Linked DNA regions of Mus musculus: region 1 is linked to region 2. A link is a loop called in an ENCODE intact Hi-C map of the cell type or tissue named here. Cell type or tissue: gastrocnemius. All regions are shown on one strand. Links, peaks and the distances in the headings refer to the core of each region. The heading gives the core; the rest is flanking DNA.

Evidence for each region. A loop is a pair of places that touch in the nucleus more often than their neighbours do. Peaks named below come from ENCODE experiments on the same cell type or tissue, not always from the same donor. Only the 100,000 strongest peaks of a DNase experiment are listed, where the experiment ranks them.
Region 1: it touches region 2 in a loop (11-fold over the local background); 29 of 42 quality-filtered maps call a loop at or near these places.

What each region holds. Positions count from the first base shown.
Region 1 is chr4:127,246,591-127,254,063 of GRCm38, reverse strand. It overlaps Smim12 (small integral membrane protein 12), which reads right to left. Exons shown (of 2, transcript NM_030252.2): 2 at 6,255-7,161. The coding sequence starts at 7,156. The coding sequence ends at 6,878. Among named protein-coding and RNA genes, the nearest start is that of Smim12, 6.5 kb to the right of the region's middle. In gastrocnemius, for the core only: a CTCF peak has its summit at 3,900 (motif pointing left); DNase peaks (open chromatin) are centred at 1,839, 3,901 and 4,231; H3K4me3 peaks cover 715 bases; H3K27ac peaks cover 1,963 bases.
Region 2 is chr4:127,315,770-127,323,242 of GRCm38, reverse strand. No RefSeq gene overlaps it. Among named protein-coding and RNA genes, the nearest start is that of Gja4, 5.5 kb to the right of the region's middle. In gastrocnemius, for the core only: CTCF peaks have their summits at 3,397 (motif pointing right) and 5,874 (motif pointing right); a DNase peak (open chromatin) is centred at 3,396.

The DNA.
Region 1 (7,473 bases), core at 1,138-6,137, 69 kb after region 2:
CAGAAACAGTGCCAGGGGCTTGAAGGGCTTAGAGAGGCCTCGCTGCACATCTTACAGAGGATATCACATCCCAAAGTCATAAATGGGACAGTGCTAGGCAGCCCGGTAATACTAACTGCTCCAGCTGCATCTAGCAGCTCAGGCTGAGTGGCAAATAGGATGATGGAGGTCGGTGGCGGGTTGTGGGGGGGGGGGGGAACGGAGTTGGGTGTGAGGCACAGGGGGAGTGAAAGGGGCACAAACCATACCTTTGGGCTTTTCCCAACAACAACAACAAAGCCACCCTTGCGGGGAAGCTATCGGTGTGCGTAAACCTCAGTGATTTCGAGGGCTCGTTTGATGTGTTTTGAAAGCCATGGTTTGCCTCTGTATTGTGTAAAAAAGGATTTCAAAAGCAGATAAATAATGTTAGCAAATGAGATTCATAATGAATAAACTGTTTCTAAGAGGACAAGAGCCACCGCTGGCGCAGGATGAAAACTCATCTCCCAATCGCTAATTACTCTTGACATTGTAGCTGACCCCCTCCAGAGACTTCTATTTAACAAACACTTTTAAAAGAGGCTGTGTACAGTGTCAGAATCAAAGACCACTTGCTTATGTTTCACTGCTCAGACTGGTTACCATCCCACTCCAACAGAAGGGAGGCTTCCCTGGGTCATTACCAGCAGGGATCGAGTAATGGCATCTCTGTTGTGCATAGGGAACCAGGAGCCAGGAAGGTGAAACCTGCGCCACCCGGTTCTCTTGTCTTCAAGTGCAAGGCTCTATCTCCTCCACCCATTCTCCAGATCCGTGAACTCTTGCTGGCTTCCTCTTATTCCAGCTCGGACTTTGTATACTAGAGATCTGTAACCTCGGCTCCCTGATCCCTCTGGTCAAGTTGGAGCCTATAGTAAGATGTCCTTAACCAGGGGCCTGTGAGGGACCCCTGTCACCACCACTCAGCAAAGGCTGCTCTGTCCTCTTCTCAACTCACCAGATCACATACAGCTATTAGAGAAGAGTTTCTCAACCTGTGGGTCACAACCCCTTTGGGAGTTAAACAACCCTTTCACAGGGGTCGCATATCAGATATCCTGCATGTCAGATATTTACTCTATGATTTATAACAGTAGCAAAATTACAGCTATGAAGTAGCAATAAAACAATTTTATGGTTGGGGGTCACCACAACATGAGGGAATGGATTAAAGCGTGGAAGCATTAGGAAGGTTGAGAACCACCGCTGAAGTTTTCGTGCTATCTCTCAAACACTCTTACCCCTTTTATAGGCAAAGACACCAAGGTCCAGAAAGCCTCAGAGACTCAGTTAAGATGACTGAGGTAGCCGCTCAGGCAGAAGACAGAACTCAAGTCTGCACGTGGCTCGATGCTCCTTCTGCTCCACTCCCTAATTCAGCTCAGAGAGCACAAGGAACCACCCAGAGCGAGAGAACATGTCAATCAAGACAGCCACTTGGGTTCAGGAGATGGGGCAGTCGAAGTGATCCCTGGGGCTTGCTGGCCGGCCAGTCTAGCTCAATTGTCCAGCTCTACGTTCCTCGTGAACCCTCATCTCAAAAAAAAAAAATAAGATGAGGAGTGAATGAGGATAATACCCAGTGTTGACCTCTGACCCCCACACACGGGCAAGCAGGTGCGCATGCACCCATCCACACGTGTGTGCGCATGTGCACTGGGAGCCTCTTCCCTCTGACTGTCTGGTTCCCAAACCAGACTTCTGTGAAGGTAATTCCTCACTATCTCAGAAGTCTGCTCCCTGACGGGCTCAGCAACCCAGGGCCTCCGACAGGCTGACAAAAGTCAACGTGTTCCCTGGCAGGCTTGTCCTGGCAGCTGCCCAGCCGCCTTGCGCTAACGCCGCCAACAGACACAGGAAAGAGCCTAGAAAGTGGAAAAGCACCAGTGAGCCGCGGAGGGGGCAGAAGCAAGTCCTGCTCTGCTCAGACAGGATAAGCCTGCCCCAAAGGCACTTCATCACAGGGCGGGGGAGAGACCCAAAGAGGACTGGAGTACACACAAAAAGTTCCAAGCACGTCCATTCCGTAACGTATTTCAGTGAACCCTGACTGTTGGCCCAGTCAAAAGACGGCCACATGTCTCCAAGGTGAATCAGCACGATTCACCAAGATAACCATGCTTCGCTCATCGCATCACATGCTCCCTAAGCCCCGCTACTCAAAACAAAAACAAACAAACAAGCATCACCTGCACAGAGGCGAAGAGGCGAAAGAGCGGCAGCTTCTTATCGCTGCTACAGTAGCCACAGACCTCGGCCAGCCCGTGGGAAAGAAATGTCTGGCTGAGAATATTAATAGACTCACTGGAGGCAAAAATTCAACAAGGACATGCCCCAAGAAATAAAATTATTTAAAAGGAGGCACAATCAAAGTGAGACTGGAAGAGAGGATCTCTTGGATTTCCAAAGATGGCAGGCGAGGCGCCGGTAGGAGGGGCACCCGTGGGGACAGGGATATTCTAAAATATCTGAAAAATCTAAAAACGTCTATGGGAAAACCTTCTAGTTGTTTCTGCGTTTTTCTTTCCATCCTTCAATGTTTTTCCAGGCTGAGTGAAGCTGCACACACTCAGGCACTCGGGATACTAAAAAATGGTTTGGTTTTTTTTTGTTTTTTTTTCCTTTGGGGGAGTTTTGCTTTATTTTTTGACACAGTCTCACTATGGATTTAGGCTAGACTTAAACTAGTTAAATGGCCAAGGCTTCCCATCCTCCTGCCTCAGCTTCCTAGGCAATCCCTGCCACACCTGGCTCCAAATGTTTCCATGGAAATCCAACTCTGGGGTATAGTCAAAGGGTATCCCCCTTTTATCGAATCAGGGAGGGAACGTTTTCCTTTGTGGTGATGACTGGAACATTTTGGAACACGTGCTCCCTAAAGGGGCATTTTGAGAGGTTGAAAATTGGCAAGGTTGATTTTATATTTTAATAACATTCTTATTTCTTGCATGTGTATATACACACACTTGCCACATCCTACGTGTGCAAATCGGAGGACAACTTGTGCAAGTTGGTTCCCACCCTCTATCATGTGGGATTCAAGGATCAAGGGCAGGTTATCAGGCTTAGTGGCAAGTGTCTTTTCCCACTGAATCATCTTGCTGGCCCTTACGTTTAATTCTTGGTTGTTTTTGTTGTTCTGAAACAGCATCTCTTATATCCCAGGCCTTGACCTTGCTGTGCCAACAGTGGCCATGAACTGTTTAATATATGTTACTATTTGCATATATATTTGTGTATGTGGTGTGAACTGTGTAATGTATGTGTTACTGTTTGTATGTGGTGTGCATGCCGCATGTACCTGCCACAGAGCAACCCAGATGACGGCTAGAGGACATCTTGGTGGAGTTTGTTCTCTCCATCAACCTTTTTGGGGTATTCCTGGGATTGACTTCAGGCCACCAAATTGTACAAGCCACCAGATCACCCACTGAGCAATCTCACTAGCCTGACCCTGAAATTCTGATCTGCCTCTACCTCCCAAGCGCTTAGGTCACAGGCAAGCCCACGGCACACACACCTGGCTTATATGGTGCTGAAGACAGAACCCAGAGCTTCATGATGGGTAGTTAACTCTCTCTACCTACTGAACTAAATGTCTAGCCTTAGCTTTTCTTTAATGAGTTATCAATATTTAGAAAACAGATTCTATAAACAGAAATAATAAGAAAAACTTCATTCTGTTTCTAGCATCTCTAAGGGAGAAGATATAGAAAACCTGGTACCTCTGAGTGAGCTAAACAAATGGGAAAGTGAGTCTTTACTGGCCCCTTTTGCCAGATCTGTAGTTTCTACTTTCCAGCCTGGCTAGCCCACTCGCTCACTTGGCACCTGACTGCCCCCTGCAGGCATCAACGTTGACTCAAGTTTAGTCCAGTGGAGCAGTCACAGGCCTGGTAGTACTTAGAACGGCCACAGAGTGGCACCACCGGGCTATTAATGAAGCACACCACTAGCCTAGCTGAGGCTTGCCAAAGCTCAGCTTAGATGATGCTTTCAGAATCAGCAATCTTTTCATCTTTACTTAGGTGGCACAAAGTTGCTCCTATCACTCCCCACCCCCACCCCCACCCCCAAGATCTGTTAAAGCAACGATGACTCAGCTCAGCAACTCCCTTAGGCACAGAGAGGATGCTACTAACTGGATTTCCTCTTTCAGGTCACCACCTGCCCTCTTCCCAGGACACCCACCCCATTGCTGGCTTCTCCACCTGAAGTCATCCATCAGACCTCTGGGGAGACAGCTCCTGAGATAAGCAGGAGAGGCACCTTCCTCATTGAGGGCAGATTCATGCTTTCTCTGCTCACTGGGTCAGCCACCTGCTTCTTCTTGCCTTCTGCTGTCACTCCCCATACAGCCTCCCCAGCAATAGGCCGAGTTAGGCTAACACACACTACAGTCCTTTTGGAAAGATTTGGTATTATGCATGGAGACATACTTCATCTAAGGTAATTTGCTGTTCTTCCCACTGACTCTGGAATGCAGAGGAAACCACACATAAGACAGTCACTGCAGTATTTAAACTCATAGGGACACTCGAGAATCAGCCTTTGCTAGAGCTTCACTTGATGGGTAGGTACCTAATTGTGCAGCCATTAAAGAAAGCGATGAAAGGGACTGGAGAGATGGCTCAGCGGTTAAGGCTCCTCTCCTCCAGAGAACATGAGTTCAGCTCTCAGCACCCAGAATGGAGCGGCTCACAATCACCTGTGACTCTAACCCCAGGGGAACTGACACCTTTTCTGGCTTCAGTGGGGGGCACCAGCACATGCTAACACACACACAAGCAAATATTAATACAAACAAACAAAAACAATGAAGAGGGCTTGAAAAATGTTACAGCAGGTAAAGGTACCTGCTTGCCAACCTTGAAGACCTGACTTTGGTCCCTGGGATCCACATAGTAGCAAAGAACCAATTCTCAAATGTTGTCTTCTGTGTTCCACATGTGCACTAAGGTGCAGACAGATGCGCGCACGCGCACACACACACACACACAAAATAGATAGATAGATAGATAGATAGATAGATAGATAGATAGATAGATAGATAGATAGATTTGTTTGAAGTGCTAGAGGGGTTAGAGAGATGGCTCCGGGGTTAAGAGCACTGACTACTCTTCCAGAGGACCCAGGTTCAATTCCCAGCAACCACATGGCAGCTCACACCTGTAACTCCAGCTCCAGGACACAGCATCCTCACACAGACATACAGGCAAAACACCAATGGATGTAAAACATAAAAGGTATTAGAAACACAGTCTGGAGCCGGGCGTGGTGGCGCACGCCTTTAATCCCAGCACTCGGGAGGCAGAGGCAGGCAGATTTCTGAGTTCGAGGCCAGCCTGGTCTACAAAGTGAGTTCCAGGACAGCCAGGGCTATACAGAGAAACCCTGTCTCAAAAAACCAAAAAAAAAAAAAAAGAAACACAGTCTGGGAAACAAACAATGATAGAATCCAGCTTGGTAGCACAAGCCTATAATCCCAGCTACTCATGGGGGCTGAGGCAGGAGGGCCAGGAATTCAAGAACATCCTGGCAGCCTAATAGGACTGTTTCTTAATAAGAGCTTGAAAACAGGGAGGAATCCGAACTGTTAGACAGTGACTGTCTAACACGTGTGAGGCTCTGGGTTCTACCTCAGCAACCTCTTCTCTGAGAACAATGCCAACCACCATATGGTAAGGCAGAAATAACAATCTGCAAAAATAATATAAAAGGATATCCATGGAACCCCTTTTAAACCTACACAGAGAGCAGTGGGCCAGGGGGGCACATGCCTACCGTCTCATCTCTTGAGAGGCAGAGGCAGGCAGACTTCTGTGGATTTGAGGCCACCCTAGTCTATGTAACAACCTCTAGGCCAGCTACAGTGGCTGTTTCAAAAGGAAGCAAAACTTAAAAACCCACAGACATTAGCGTAAAGAACAAAATGTTGCCAGCAGCCACTGGAGCACTGCGGGTGTGGGTGACCCCTTCTCACCTCTGCCAGATTTTGTTAATGTGAAATTATCCCTGAGTTGTGTGTGCTATGGATTTAGACCCTAGGGATGCTGCAGCCTTGTGTAGTCACGATAAAAAGACTCCTGGGATCTTGTATCTCTGGGAGACTCAGCTGGCACTGAGCTGTGCTGTCTTGGGAAGTCCTCAGACAATACTGATGACACACTCCAAATGTCTGCACTAACTCCGAGGAGAACCCAGACCCCATCCAGAGAGCAGGACTCCATCAGTATGTGCCAGGTGCCACTTTAATTGAGTCCCCACTCCAGTGAGGAAGGGTGGAAGACAGTGATTATTTCCAGGCTTATGCCCCGCTGGCCCCGAGGTAAACAGCCTGAGCTCCCCACAAGAGAAGCATGCTTTCCTTCCCCTGAGAATCCCACGCCTGAGCCAGTAAAGGGAAGAATGCACACAGGAAAATAAGAAAGCCTCATCAAGGGAGCCAGGGACATTCCTGAATTCTTTTCAGTGCAAAAACGAGAACTAGACATGGAGGTGCCCCTCCTAATGGCAACGATAAACCCCAACCATTCCCAGTTGAGGCCAAGCCCCTCCCCGGGAGCCTGAGACCAAGGTTCATTCCCCAGGGCTCCTCCCTGCAGGGCTCCCAGGTAAGATCAGAAGCCTGTCCAGGCACGGAGAGAGCCCACTGAGCAGACGCAGTCTTCCTCATTGCTGGCCCCTACTGCTGCCGCTCTGCAGCCATACAGGACCAGCCAGTACACGAGTGGCTGTGGGTGCTCAGGGGGCCGGAGTGAGCAGCAAAGCAAATCAGATGTGTGTTCTGAAGCTGGGTCGACATGGCGGCAGGACATGGCATATCCCTGTGCACCACAGGGACCTGGGCCCTCCATTAGTTCTTCTCTGGACGGTTTCTGTTCAGGACTGCTTTAGGGGCAAATTCTAGCTTGTCCTTAAGGCTCACCACCTGAGTGTGGTCCTTGCCTAGCATCTCATCCAGCTTTCGGTCCTCTCGGCGCTCCAGGATGCTCTTCTCCTCCTCCACAGGCTGAGGAGTCTTTCCCCTGATGAACCATTCCAGGTGGTAGCCCACAGCCCCGACCACAAAGGCCACAGGGAAGGTGACATAGGGGGCATAGGTTCGCACCACGGTCCAAAGCACAGGCCACATGACATCTGCAGAAGAATACAGAGAGCGTTAGGGAGACATGGGTGCCTCCTCTTCTAGCACGTGCGGACAGCACATAGGTGCTCTACTTACCAGGCAGCCTGGCAACTAATAACTGGGCAGCCACCCTGCAGAGCAGCAAGCAGCCACTGTGCTCTGTGCAACAGTTGGGTCCCCGAAATACTCTAAGAAGTTGCAAAAGATTCGACTGTTGGGGACGGGGGTAAAAACCTCTACGAACTAGTGCTACTGTGTGCATATGCCCCTCACAAGGAAACTCCAAGCCTAATTAATGGCTCTTCCAACCTGGTATGACCTCA
Region 2 (7,473 bases), core at 1,412-6,411:
GTATTCCATTGTGTATATATACCACATTTTCTTTACCCATCCTTCAGTTGAGGGACATCTAGGTTGTTTCCAGTGTCTGGCTATTATGAATAAAGCTGCTGTGAACATAGTTGAGCCAATGCCTTTGTGGGATGGTAGAACATCTTTTGGATATATGCCCAGGAGTGGTCTTGAGGTAGAACTATTCCCAGTTTTCTGAGAAACTGCTAAATGTATTTCTAAAGTGGATGGACAAGTTTGCACTCCCACCAGCAATGGAGGAGTGTTCCCACTTGCTCCACATCCTTGCCAGCATGTGCTATCGCTTGAGTTTTTTATCCTAGTCCTTCTGATGGGTCTAAGATGGGACCTCAGAATCGTTTTGATCTGCACTCCCCTGATGACTCATGATGTTGAACATTTCTTCAAGCACTTCTCGGTCATTCAAGATTCCTTTGTTGAGAATTCTCTGTTTAGCTGTGTGTGTGTGTGTGTGTGTGTGTGTGTGTGTGTGTGTGTGTGTAGCAGATATGCAGCTTAGTCTTCATGTGGGTCCCAACAACTAGAGCAGGGTCTATTCCAAAAGCCACTGCCTGTCTGTGGGATATGTTCTTCTAGCTGGGCTGCCTTGTCTGCCCTCAGTGGGAGAGGAAGTACCTAACCTCTCAGAGACTTGAAGTGTCAGGGTGGGGGGATACGAACAGGAGGCACCCACTCAGAGAAGGGGAGAGAGTGTGGTGGAAGGACTGTGGGAGGGAGTGACCAGGAGGGGGACAGTGAGCAGGATGTAAAGTGAATACGTTTTTAAAATCAATTCATTAATTCATTAAAATATTCAGGAGTTTCAAATCGCTTCTTGGCTGGAAGTGGGGCCTTGTTTCACTTCTCAGAACTGGGGTTTTGTCTGGCTTGAACACATGCAGGGCTGGTGAGTACTGTCAAGGTCTCTACGAGCTCATGTGTGTACCAGCCCTCTTGTCTGCATGACACTCTTTCCTTTGCAGTCACCCACCAGGTTTCCTCCTCCTCTGCTGCACGGAGGATCCCTAAGCCCTAAGGGGAGGGGCTCAATAGAGGGATTGGTGCCTGCTAGATAAGGGAAAATTAGTTTTCTCCAATGGAGTAGCACTGGATAGATCCACCACACTGCAGGTCAGACCCCATGCCCAGGAGTAGTTGGCTAATACAAACCAAACTCCATGGTCTTGGTGTGGTTTGGGTATTTTTGTCTTAATGCTTTAAGTTTGTCTTGATTTTCTCTTTTGTTTTTGTTTTTCCTTTTTTGAGAGAGGAAAAAACATGATATTGGGTGGATAGAGAGATGGGGGAGATCAGGGAGGTATTGGGGGAGGAAAAAGAATATGATCAAACATATTTATGAAAAAATTAATAGAAATTTTTTGTTGTTGTTTTTTCGAGACAGGGTTTCTCTGTATAGCCCTGGCTGTCCTGGAACTCACTCTGTAGACCAGGCTGGCCTTGAACTCAGAAATCTGCCTGCCTCTGCCTCCTGAGTGCTGGGATTAAAGGCGTGTGCCACCACTGCCTGGCTAGAAATAATTTTTAAAAAGAGTTTCAGGTCACCCAGGCTGGCCTTGAACTTGCTATGTTGCTGAGGAGGACTTTGAACTCCTGATCCTCCTGCCTCTATCCCCTGAGTGTGGGAGTTACAGGTATGGACCATTATGCCTAGTTTTATGATAAGGATCAACCGGAGATCTTTGTGCCTGGTAGGTGTGATGGTTTGAATGAGAACAGCCCTTATTGGCTCGTATATTTGGATGTTTGGCTCCCAGTTAGTGAACTGTTTGGGAAAAATTAGGAGGTGTGGCCTTGTTGGAGGAGGTGTGGCCTTACTGGAGGAGGCATGTCACTGAGCTGGGCTTTGAGCTTTCAAAAGCCCCCACCAGGTCCAGTCTCCCCATCTCTCCACCTGCAACTTTCAGATCAGATGTGAGTTCTCAGCTACTACTCCATCTTATGCCTACTTCCCTGCCCCCATGTTCCCCGCCATGATGATAATGGATTAAGCCACTGAAACTATAAGCCAGCCCCCAGCTAAATGCTTTCTTTTATAAGTTGCCTTGGTCATGGTATGGTTCTATTGTTACAGCAATAGAACAGTGACGACGACACTAGGCAAGCACAACCAAGCTTCATTCCTAACCCCTCCAGCATCTTCCAGAAAATCAAGCCAAAGCCTTCAATATGAGACTGGCTGAACTGCAAAGACAATTCATGTCCCAGGCCCAGAAGGTGTTAAAGTAAGGGCACTAAGTGGTAAAGAGTGGGGTCCTGTAACTTGGAATGGAGATGTGTGGGAGGACCAAGGACTTTCGATCCTCAGCAGAAGATGTGCTCCCATCCCCTGCAATATTTTCTGCCTTTGACTGAGGAAATTAACCCTTCATTGTCTGCTAAACCAGCATGAATTTCTCTTAAGGAGATGCCAGGCAAGCCAATACTGATGTCCCCCAGGGCCCACCAATAGTTGTCTCTAGATCTATAACCAGACCAAAGCTTAAGGCAGTCTCGTAGCGGAGAGATAGAAAGTGTGGTTCGCAAGGAAGTACTACTCATGAGGTACTACTAAGGAGCTTAATGAGTTTGCTAATTAATTCAAGCAGAAGTCTGAGGAATATGTGTGGGAATGGATCTTAAGGGCATGGGCTAATGGTGAACGGAACATAAAACTGGGTCAGGCTGAGTTTATTAATATGGGCCCATTGAGTGGAGATTTTTAGGTTGAATGTGGAAGGTGTTTGAATGGTTAGATAAAGCATTTGTCAAAAGATGGCCGACTGAAATGGAGTTAAAGATGCCCGATATCCCCTGGTTTGGTGTTGATGAAGGAAGTTGAAGGAAACCATGACGTCAGAGCAGGTACCCTATGTAAAACCTAATTCTCCACAATGGAAAGGCCCAGAAGATGTGCCATTCACTAATCCTGTGGCGTGCAAAATGGTGATAGGTGTACCAACACATTTGAAGAGCTCTGTTATTGCCCTTTTCCTTGTGCCAGACCTTAGGGTTGGAGGCGCTGCTGCACCGTTGCATGAATTAAGTGCAGTGGGTTTAATTGAGCCCCAAAGTAGAAAGGAGCAGGGGCCAGGTGGCAGCCCTGAATCAACAAAGGCAAAGTGATCAGAGTCATAATGGCAGCATAAGCAAAGCAATGTCATAACGGCCTGCCCTGTAATGCACAGGCAAAGGGATGTTTGTGGTGGCATGACTTTTGGGACGGGATAATCAACCATGGTGTTTCCTGGCATGGAATAGATAAGATGCCTACTAAATTTTTGCCCAGCCCTGGGCATTGAGCCTTTGACAGAGATCCATTCAGTGCACGGATCCACCAGGAGTTTGTATCTTTCTGCAGTCATGACTAAGTTCACAGCAATCATCACTCTTACCACTAGGTGGCACTCATGTCCCTTTGGAGTGCACCTCTTCCCTTCTGGGAGGCTTGAGGGGTCAGAGCAGGCATCCTTCATTCCTGCCATGGATGAAGATGCCACTTAGAAGTCTCCAAGTCAGAGTGTAGTACACGTGGGCACCACACCCGACAGCCCCAGACAACCAAGAGAACTTTTTGTCTTCATTCATTCTAGAACACAGGACTGTGTTGTGTGTGGACTGATTTTGTGTTGTTCCCCCCCCCCCCACCTCCAAACCATATATTAAAATCCTACCCTCGGTGTGATGGTATATTAGGTAGTGGACCTTTGGAAGATGTTTGGGTCAAGAGTAAACCCCTGTCAAATGGGATTAGTGTCCTTATAAAAAGAGACAGGAGAAACCCAGTATGGTATCACCCACCTAAACTCCCAGCACTTGAGAGGCTGAGGCAGGAGGATCATCAGTTTGAGGACAGTTTGGTCCACACAAGGAGACTCAAAAGACAAACGAAAACGAAAGGGTGTGGGATGAGTTGAAAAACGGCTCAGTTGGTTAGAGAGCTTGCCTAGCCTGCACGAAGCCCCGGGCTCAATCTCCAGCACCCACAGAGCTGAGTGTAACAGCGTTCCCTTAATGTTAGCATTCAGCAGGAAGAGCTAGAGGATCAGAAGTTCAAGGCTATCCTCGGCTATATGTGGAGTTTGAGACCAGCATGGCCACATGAGGTTGTTGGGGGGGGGGGGGGGAGAAGGGAGCGGAGTAGCTGAAGGGAGAGAAGAAGAGGAGGAGTGGAGGAAGGGAAGAATTTTTTTTTAAGGATCTTTCTGTCCTGTGAATATGTCAGTCAGATGTCCTTTCCCAAGAACCTGGCCATGCCGCATGACAACTGGTCTCTGGCTTCCAGACCTTCATGGAAGGAACATTTTGGTTTAAATCATTGAGGCTCAGGTATTCTGTTGACAGCAGCCCGGCCTAGGTAAGACACCCCCCGCCCCCCCACCTCCTGCTCCTGACCCTGGGAGGCTGGCTGAAGAGGAACTGAGAATCACACAAACATTAGGGAGTTGGGATTCCCAGATGGGAAGGGGCAGAACCATGGTGACACCAGATCCCTCCCGGAGCAGAGCACCCTGTCGTGGACTGGCCATGAGCTGTGACAGCAGAAGCCGACCTGGACTTGCTACCAGCTGGCCTGCCACCTGATGCAGTCTGCACGCGTCTGCCTGTGTCACTCGCATAGTTTATATTTTAACACGTCCTGATGGGGGGACATGCTGCAAAAACCCAAAGGGAGACCACAAGTTCCTCTGTCCCCAATGATCAAAAGTCATCTCTGACAGGGCCTGACGGTATCCGCCCTACCCGACAACTAGCCTTTCACCTTCTTCAACTCCTTTTCAATCACCTGTCTCAGTCACGCCGACCTCCTCATTGCCCCTCAGGGAGGAGACACCAAGGCACACCCCTGCCTCAGGAACTTGACACCCAGGTTCTCTGCACCTGGAATGCCTAGGCAGCCATGGGACTTCCTTCTTCCTTAGAGGCTCAGCCTCTGTGGCAACTGTTTGGTGCAAATTTCTCTTCTATAGGAACTTGAAACTGGATACTCCGTGTGCTCTGTGCCTCATGTTCCCTACACCCACCCCGCCACCATATTTGTTTGAATCACTAACCATTTTTTTTTTTTGTATTTTATTTTTGGTGTTTTGTTTTGTTGTCTTTTCTGTCTTCTCACAGCTAGAAAGTAAAGTCCAGGAGGCTAAGAATCTCTTGTGTTCTCTGGCTGCCGACAGTGTCCGGACAGTGTTACAGCATCAGAAAGCACCCAGTAAGCGTATGCTGAATTGGTAATTCCATCTACAGGCCTGGTGCCCTGCTTTGCGCTGCTTGCCTGCCCGTAAGATGCTTCCAGTGTAATGGGGCAGGGGAAGCAAAGAGAAAGGCAGGCAGGCATTCAGTGGATACCACTTCCACCTGGCCAGAGAAACCATTCTGGAGATATGTTGCATAGCAATGTGAATATATTTGATACAGGTTGAAGTTAACTTGGTTGAGTTGGCAGGTTTTGTTTTGATAGGGGTGTGTGTGTGTGTGTGTGTGTGTGTGTGTAAAATGAGGCCCTCCTACACACCCACTGCATCTGTGTTAAAGGTCCTGCCAAGCTGACTGATTAGAACTGTAATTATAGGGAGCAGAAATGTTAGCGGGTCTCAAGTCAAATTACCTTAGGTTATCTTTACCACCCCCAAAGACAGGTATCGCCCACCTCTGCATTCCACCTAACACCCTTGGGACAATTAGGTAATATCTTTGGAATACACAGACTCCTAGCTTCCACCAATCCAAAGGCTAAGAGCATCCTGAACGCATCTGAGGCCAGCAGGAGGGACTTCCCTGCTTTGCCAAGACTCAGATATATGATGTTTCTACCAGTTTATTTTCTTTTCTAAAAGATTTATTTTATGTATGTGAGTACACTGTCACTGTCTTCAGACACCAGAAGAGGGCATCAGATCTCATTCAGATGGCTGTGAGCCACCACGTGGTTGTTGGGAATTCAACTCAGGGCCTCTGGAAGAGCAGTTCAGTGCTCTTAACTGCTGAGCCATCTCCCCAGCCCTTTTCTTTTAAAGATATATTTACTTTATGTATATGAGTACATTGTAGCTGTCTTCAGACACATCCAGCTGCCCATTCCGGATGGCTGTGCGCCACCATGTGGTTCCTGAGAATTGAACTCAGGACCTCCACTGAGTCATCTCTTCAGCTCTTCTACCATCCATAGTTCTTAAAACACTTTGTTCTGTTATTTAAAAACAAAAACAAAAAACAAAACAAAACAAAACAAAAACAAAACAAAAACCTTCATAAAACAGTTGCCATGATGAAACATGACGTTTGGGGTAACTTAAATATGTGTTCCCAGGGCATGGTCGGTCATAGTTGGCTCCAGAGATAAGAACTGTGTTCTGATTGAGACAAGATCTTGTATAGTATGAGCTAGCCCATAACTGGCAGTCCTCATGAATGGTGGGATTACTGGTCTATGCCACCGAGTTGTGTGTGTGTGTGTGCATATATACATATATAATGCATATATATATATAATTATATATTAAGTCATATGTGTTATAAATCTATATTTACATATCATATAGTATTACATATATTAACTACATCTAAAAAGCTTTAAACAAGGAATTGCAGGGCATATCTGACCCAGTGGAGGCCAGCAAAGGAACTTCTGGGGAAGATGACAGACATCTCAGCGAAGACCTGAGGGGCTGGAGGCATCCACGTGTGAGAGTTTCCCACACGTGAGGCTGCTCCGAGAAGACAGAGCCATGCACAAAGGTAGGTGCACACAGACACGACAGAGAATGACTGGATGGGGCTGGTGACGGAGTGCCGGCCTGGCATTGAAACAGGGCAACCTTATAGCCAGGTTTCTGCAAAAATGTAGAGGCTGAGTGGAGGCTAGGAGACCATCTGGGGTCACTGAGTTGGTGGCAGGCTGAACAGGGTCAGGACAAAAGGGGTGGGGGTGAAGAGTGACGATCCAGGGACATTTTCCCTCAGAAGAGTTGACTTTTGAATATTGTGTTGGTTGGCCCCTACCCCTTCTTCATCTGTGACACCTGATCTCAGAGTCCAGGAAGGGGTTGGAGCAACCTTGGCATCACCCCGAGGTCCTCAATGAGCTCCCCTGCCCCCCACTTCCCTGGGAACCAGATGGGAGCAAAACCTTCAAAAGGATTTGAGGCCCAACCTCAAAGGCAACTCGGCAGAAAAGCTACCAGAGCAGACACTGTTCCCACGCCTTCAAGGGTCAGAACTACGTCGGCGCACTTGTCCCTAGTGGAATCCCAGGAGGCTCCGTTCAGCCCTGCCTGTTCCGGCCCTCAGAGAAAGAGAGGCCTGGAAGGGAAAGCCTGTCTAGCCTGAGCTCAGGCAGTAACCATGCTGGTCTGCAGTCTGAGCCTACCCATGGACTGCCCCGGCCCAGGAGGCCCCAGCCACTTCCTCACCCTCAGCTGCCCTAGACCCTGCCAATCCTAGGCCCCAACCTCCCTTGGCTTTTCTGCCCTCTCCTGG